Regions from separate parts of the Homo sapiens genome. Here regions 1 and 3 are each linked to region 2. Evidence: read pairs that join two places in POLR2A ChIA-PET (ENCODE). Cell type or tissue: GM12878. All regions are shown on one strand.

What was found. Peaks named below come from ENCODE experiments on the same cell type or tissue, not always from the same donor. Only the 100,000 strongest peaks of a DNase experiment are listed, where the experiment ranks them.
Region 1: POLR2A ChIA-PET joins it to region 2 with 6 read pairs; 2 of 35 experiments call an interaction of 5 or more read pairs at or near these places.
Region 3: POLR2A ChIA-PET joins it to region 2 with 6 read pairs; 3 of 35 experiments call an interaction of 5 or more read pairs at or near these places.

Annotation. Positions count from the first base shown.
Region 1 is chr15:82,805,196-82,807,695 of GRCh38, forward strand. FSD2 (fibronectin type III and SPRY domain containing 2) reads right to left here and starts at 874. Exons shown (of 13, transcript NM_001007122.4): 1 at 771-874. RefSeq lists an enhancer at 1,158-1,257. In GM12878, a CTCF peak has its summit at 1,045; a DNase peak (open chromatin) is centred at 1,086; H3K4me3 peaks cover 233 bases; H3K27ac peaks cover 1,416 bases.
Region 2 is chr15:82,713,189-82,715,688 of GRCh38, forward strand. It overlaps the pseudogene LOC338963. Among named protein-coding and RNA genes, the nearest start is that of AP3B2, 4.6 kb to the left of the region's middle. In GM12878, no CTCF peak of the experiment used is centred here; a DNase peak (open chromatin) is centred at 1,133.
Region 3 is chr15:82,773,942-82,776,441 of GRCh38, forward strand. The region is part of intron 6 of FSD2 (fibronectin type III and SPRY domain containing 2); the gene reads right to left. Among named protein-coding and RNA genes, the nearest start is that of SNHG21, 25 kb to the left of the region's middle. In GM12878, no CTCF peak of the experiment used is centred here; no DNase peak of the experiment used is centred here.

The DNA.
Region 1 (2,500 bases), 92 kb after region 2:
CTTGAACTCCTGGGCTCATGCAATCTGCCACCTCACTTGGCTTGTTTATTAACCTTTTATGGATCATGGGCATATCTACTGAATCTACTGAAACCTGTGAATTCTCTTCCCAGAAGTGATTCCATAAGGGCAGGAACATAACTTTGCCTATAATTTTAGCTCTTCCATGCAGCCCTTGGCAATTCCTGAGCCACAGCAGTGAAAGAAAGCTTGCCTTAAAGTGTTACAGTGATATGAAATGATTCAAATCAGCTTTGCAGACACTGCCCGAACCTGAAAACTTTCTATAGGAGGAGGCTGTATGCATAACAAGTGAAAAATAATTACGATGCTGTTTTTTAGTATTTGAATCAATGCATGAAGTTATTATTTTTCAGCATGTACACACAGATTAAATAAAATGTATTTACAACACAATAGTATAGCCAGATGATATTCAACATCTATATTTCCAAACTGTTCTACCAAATGGTTCTAACTAATGGGTCCCAGCACTACAGATATCCTAAAGACACATTATAAGAATCACCAGCCCCTGTCTGCCTTCATCAGAGCCTCTCACATCCTGTCCCAACATCATGTTCAGTTAATGCGAATTCTTGCTTTAAGAAGGCACAGAAAACATTTACACTATTTATTGTAATTTAAACATCTGCAATTTACCATGATATCTCTTCCCACCTACAGGAAAGATATTGCATTAATATTGCAGCATTGAGTTTCTAATAATACAATTTGCATTGGAAGAATATGACTACCCCAAAACTTGCCTGCTAAGCGTCCATAAATGCTTCCTTTAACTCAGAGGACCTGGAGTTCTGCTAGAAAATTGAATCTGTGTTCAGCAGGCTTTCCTTCCTAGTGACCTCTGCATGCCCCACAGGCTACCCCTGCCTATTTTACACCAGAGTTCTGCAAGTGGGGCACCAAAGCTGGATGGTAACATGAGCTGGCTGCAGCCACAAATAGCAACAGGCCTGCCATGAGTGAAGGTCCAAATATAGACCTGCTGTGGCTGAGTTGCCACTTCTTACTACTCAAGTGTCACCAGGAGAGGTCACATGCCGTGCTCTGAGTTACTTTCTGTGCTGTGAGGGGTTTTAGACTTGTGGCTCTACCATGGGTCTCAGATGGCTGGTCATGTGGAGAGGGCTGGGGACTGTCACGGCAAGACCAGGAAGAAGATTCCTTTTTTTTTTTTTTAAGTGAATGAGTTTCTAAAATTATATGCAAAATTATGTCTGTGTCCTTATAGAATCACTTCCGGGAAGAGAACTCACAGGTTTCAATAGATTCTCAGAGGTGCTCATGAACCATACAAGGTTAAAAAACATTTTGGGGGCACTTTTCTAATCAAAGCACAGGACACACTTCCCATATAAGCCTTAAGCAAACATTATTATTTTTTTTTTTTACTTGCCATGGTATGGCATAGAAATGGGACTATCCAGCCAATACATTCCTTATGGACTATGATTGACTATTTCTCTAAGCTTTAGTTTAATAATTTATAAAATGACAATTTAGTGTTAATGTTCTTTTCTTCCAAAATTCTGACTCTGTTAAGAAGTTGAAAGAGTCTAGGTGTTGAGGAAAAAAGTGAGTGTTAACTGTGGGTGTGTTGCAAAATTCCTACTTTGATGCTGAGCCCACAGACCAGCATAACAGTATAATCTCTCTCTCCTCTCTCTCTCTCACATGCACGCACGCACACACACACACACACACACACAGTGTAATAGTCAGAGTTGTCCAGAGAAACAGAACCAATAGAATGTATACATATATGGAAACAGATTTATCATAAGGAATTGACTCATGTAATTATGAAGACCAAAAAGTCCCAAGATCTGCAGTTAGTAAGCGGAAGATCCAGGAGAGCCAATGGTGTGGTTCTAGTCCAAAGGCCAGCAGGCTCAAGACCCTGGAGAGCCAATGTTTCCATTTGAGTTGGAAGGCAGGAAAAAAACCCATATTCCCACTTGAAGGCAGTTAGGCAGGAAGAATTCCCTCTTATTCAAGCTTTTGTTCTATTCAGACCTTCAATCGATTGGATGAGGCCCACTCACATGAGGGAGGGCAACCAGTTTTACTCAGTCTACTAACTCAAAGGTTAATCTCATCCAGAAACACCATCACACACACACACCCAGAATAATGTCTGACTAAACACCTGGTGACCCAATCAAGTTGACACATTAAAATTAACCATCATACATATATATACATATGCTATAGACAGTTTATATTCCCCTAAAATTCCCATGTTGAAACCAAATCCCCAATGTGATGGTATTTGGAAATGTGGCCTTTGGGAGGTGATTAGGTCATGAAGGCAAGCCCTCATGAATAAAATTAGTGCCATTACATTGGGGGTCCCAGAGAGCTCTTCCATGTGAAGATGCAGTAAGAATACAGGTATCTACGAACCAAGAAGCAGCCCTTCCTTACCAGACACTGAATCTGCTGGTGCTTTAATCTTGGACTTTCCAGCCTCCAG
Region 2 (2,500 bases):
TTTCACCATCTTGGCCAGGCTGGTCTCAAACTCCTGACCTTGTGATCTGCCTGTCTCGGCCTCCCAAAGTGCTGGGATTACAGGCATGAGCCACCTCACCCAGCCAAATCTTCTGCTTATTACTGGGTGAGTCTCATTTTCTCAGACTGGGAGCTATGGAAGACCCAGGTGACCAACTCATCCCAGTCTGCCTACAACTTCCCATGTCTTAAAATTGGAAATCTTGCATCTCAGGAACCCAGGAAAACCTGAATATTGGGTTCCCCTAGGATCCGGTCTCCCCCTTTCCATCTCCTGCAATCTCAGAAGGCCACAGGGAGAACCCAGTCATGTAAACAGCTCTTTGGCTTTTGGTTATGCTCTCCTACCATCTACTAGGTAGCGAGGGCACCTTGAGCCCTACTCCCCTCTACCCTCACTCCTGCTGGGCCAAGCAGAGGTTTACAGCTATGGAAGAGGGCAGACTGTTCTGGCCCCTGTTGAAGCAGTGGGCACCCCACCTGTGGAGAGGACAAGACAAGCTGAAGACTTCTCCAGTTACCTGAGATGTGAAGCTCATCTAGGGAGAAAAAAATAAAAAACCCAGCCGTCACCACATGGCCACTGAGGAGGTGAGGACAGAGGCTGTCCAGGCTCTCTCCTCTCCCCTCTGGTTGTGCACTCCTCCTGTGGAGCTGCTTGTCTGTCATTGCATGGTTGTGCATTTGATGTGCATGTGAGTCTGCACTAAAATGCTGGACACGACACGGGACTGGGATACCCAGCCCTGGCTGTGCCACCTCTCTATATGGGACATCAAACCAGCCCCTTCCTCTCTCTGGGCCTCAACTTCCTGTGAACTAGGGACAATAAGCTCCAAGGGCTGGACATCACAGGGCCATTGTGAGGCAGTAAGAGCTCTCTGTGAGCTGGGTAAGGCTAGCTGGCAAGGTTTGTTTATCTAAAGTCTGCCCCTAAGCATGCAGATGTGGTTGTGGAGAGGAAGGGTGGGGAGAATACATCTTTCCCAGCTCAGAGAAGAAGAACAATGGGCCCTCAGAGGCTGGCGGCCTCCCTGTGACCCCTGCCCCAGAGCTCTCAGGGAATCACCTAGATGGAAAGGCCCTGGGGAGCAGGGCCCCACCCCGACTCTCCCTCTGAAAGTACCCCAGTGCTGGTGGGGGTGGGGAGGCACTTCAGCCACCATCAGCTAGGCGCTAGACTTTGAGTCAAGGTCTGATGAGGACATGCTCCTTCAGATAGGGGATGTAGGTCCACACATGGTGCTCCATCCATAATGATTGATTGCCAAAAGCTGTGCTAAAGCATCATTTAGCCCTAACAATAATGACTTGAAGTAGATGATGTTATACTTCCCATTTTACAGATGGGGAAACTGAGGCTTGGAGAGGTTACAAGCTGGTAAGCGGCACAACCAGTATTCAGGCCAAGTGGTCTGGCTCCAGTGCCCGTGTCCTTCACCACTGTACAGTATCATCTTTCTCACGCTGCTGGCATGTGAGGTCCCCCTTCCCCAGACTCAACTGCCAGGAAGTGCTGACCCCCGTATCCTTCCTGACCTGGAGAAACAGCTACCCTTCTTAGTTTTTGCTGAGTCAAGCCACCGTTTTCTTTGTAAGAAAGAAAAGGGGGCAAGGCCCTGGAGCTGTAAGAGCCCAGGGAACAGAGACTCCCACTCCTGGGGCACCTGGCCTGATCATGCCACCCACCCCATGGGGACTTCTTGCTGGGGGCCTGAGCTCTTCCTCCCCTCACCCTGACTAAGGCTTTCAACAGAGCAAAGTAATGAGGGTGGTCCTGCAGCTGGGTGTGAGGGTGACAGGCAGTCTTTCTGAAGCCCAGGGCCTTTCCCCAGAACCGGGCCCCTGCAGGACCCCAACCAGTGGGGTCAACCCAATTTAGTGACAAACCTAAATTATCAGCTCCTCTCCTCACCCTTCAGTTTAACCTTGGACAAAGTGTGCCTCTGTGGAAGGCAGGGCTTTGGGATCACTGCTCCTAGCCGCCCACCTTCAGCGGGAACAAGCATCAGGGAGTAGGCAGTTCCATAGCACAGCTTGCTTCAGCCCGTCTTCCTTCCCATACAGAGCCTTTGGTTATCCCTTCCCTCTTGGCACAGAGCAATCCCACTTGAATCTGAGCCCCCAGCCCAATTAGCTCACCTTGCAGTGGCCACACTCACACCTTGCTAGATGTTCTTCTTCTGTGGCTAGAGAAGGAAGGACAAGCTGTCCATCCTTCAGGCAGATAAAGGGACCAAGAGGGAAGCCCTGGGGCCCTGTTCATCATCATTGCCCAGGCCAGTCTGACAGCAGCACTCCTTCCTCCTAGCAGCTCTGAGGCTGGGGTCCAGGTGGGTAATTGGTGCCCCCACCACCCCCTCCTCAATCCTCCTGGTGTTCAGTCCTACCCAGACCTGCTTGTGCCTCCTCTCTGACCTGGCTCTTCTCCTTCCACTGACCTCCAATGTGCTCAGATGCCTGCCACATCCCCAGACTGT
Region 3 (2,500 bases), 61 kb after region 2:
AAAAACCTAAAATGCTGTACACAACATTGTCCACAATCATGTTGTTCAGTGTTGGTGAGAAGGGGAAAGCAAGCAGTTGAAAAATGAGGAATTACAGACTATCCTTATAAATAAGTAATCACAATAATATTTTATTTTATTTCAATTTTTTGAGACAGGCTCTTACTCTGTCACCCAGGCTGGAGTGCAGTGGGGCAGTCATAGCTCACTGCAGCCTTACTCTTGGGCTCAAGCAATCCTCCCACTTCAGTCTCCCAAGTAACTGGGGCTATAGGTGTACGGTGCCACACCAAGCTAATTTTTAAGATTTTTTTTGTAGAGATAGGGTCTTGCTATTTTGCCTAGGCTGGTCTTAAACTCCTGGGCTCTAGCAGTCTGCCCACCTCAGCCTCCCAAAGTGCTGGGATCACAGGCATGAGCCAGCACGTCTGGCCAACAATAATACTTTAAAGAGCTACTTGGCACCATGTAATATGTTGTACATAAGTTTTCTCATTTAATTCTTACCATATTCCTATGAGGTATTATGATGTCCATTTTTACAGATGAAGAAACCAAGACTCAGAGAGGTTAGGTGAATTGTCCAGAGTCACACTGCTAGGAAGTGGCAGAGTTGGGATTCTCATGAGCTCCATAGAATTCCAAAGCCCATCTCTTAACCTCTATGCTAAAAACAGATACCCAGGAGGAACCTCAGAGAGGTCAGCCTCTGTACTCACTTATGAGCTAAAGACAAAAATAGGAAGTTAGAGGGAAAAAAATACTTGTTTCTAAATCCTTTTTTTTTTTTTCTTTTTTTGAGACGGAGTCTCGCTCTGTCACCAGTTTGGAGTGCAGTGGTGCGATCTCGGCTCACCACAGTCTCCACCTCCCGGATTCAAGCCATTCTCCTGCCTCAGCCTCCCGAGTAGTTGGGATTACAGGCACGTGCCACCACAGCCAGCTAATTTTTGTATTTTTAGTAGAGACGGGGTTTCACCATGTCGGCCAGGATGGTCTCAATCTCCTGACCTCATGATCCACCCACCTCAGCCGTCCAAAGTGCTGGGATTACAGGCGTGAGCCACCGCGCCTGGCCTTGTTTCTAAATCTTTATTATTTTTTTCAGACATTGACATTTCCTACTCAAAGCTCAGGGGGTCTGCAGGGTTTTCTACAATAAAATCATATAATCCGACTGGCCATGGTGGCTCACGCCTGTAATCCCAGCACTTTGGGAGGTCGAGGCAGGTGGGTCACGAGGTCAGGAGTTTGAGACCAGCCTGGCCAACATGGTGAAACCCCGTGTCTAATAAAAATATAAAAAATTAGCCAGGCATGGTAGCGGGTGCCTGTAATCCCAGCTACTCGGGAGGCTGAGGCAGGAGAATCGCTGGAACCCAGGAGGCTGAGGTTGCAGTGAGCTGAGATCGCACCATTGCACTCCAACCTGGGTGACAGTGTGAGACTCTGTCTCAAAAAAAAAAAAAATTCATATAATTTGCAAACAGAGGCAATTTCCCTTTTTCCTTTTCAGTTTGGATGCCTTTCTATCTTTCTCTTGCCTAATTGCTCTGGCAAGGTCTTGTAGCACTACGTTGAATTGGAGTGTTGAGAGTGGGCATCTTTGTCTTGTTTCTGATCTTAGAGGAAAAGCTTTCAACTTTTCACCACTGAGTATGATGTTAGCTGTGGGATGTCATATATGACATTTTTTATAATGTTTGCTCTAATCTTTATTATTTCCTTTCTTCTGCAAAATTTGGGCTTAGCTTGTTCTTTTTCTAGTTTCTGGAGGTGTAAAGTTAGGTTGTTTATATGAGCTCTTTCTTTTTAATGTAGGCGCTTATTGCTATAAATTTCCCTTGTAGTACATCCCTTTTGCTGCATCCCATAAGTTTTGGTATGTTGTGTTTCATTTTCATTTATCTCAAGGTTTTTAAAATTCCCTTTTGATTTCTTCTTTGGCCCCTTGATTGCTCAGGAGTGTGTTGTGTAATTTCCACATATCTGTGAATTTTCCAATTTTTTCTTGTTATTGATTTCTAGTTTCATACCACTGTGGTCATAAAAGATACTTGAGGCCAGGCAGAGTGACTCAGGCCTGTAATCTCAGCACTTTGGGAGGCTGAGGTAGGAGGATTACTTGACACCAGAAGTTCAAGAACAGCCTGGGCAACATAGTGAGACCTCATCTCTACAAAAACATTGAACAAATTGTCTGGGTATGGTGGTGTGGGCCTGTAGTCCTAGCTACTTGGAAGGCTGAGGCAGGAGGATTTCTTGAGCCCAGGAGTTGGAGTTTGCAGTGAGCCATGATCACACCACTATACTCCAGGCTGGGCAACAGAGTGAAACCCTATTTCAAAATAGTAATGATAATAACAATAAAAGATACTTGATAGATTTCATTCTTTTTAAATTTGTTAAGGCTTGTTTTGTGGCGTAACATGTGATCTAGCCTGGAGAATGTTACATGTGTGCTTGGGAAGAATGTGTATTCTGCTGTTGCTGGATGGAA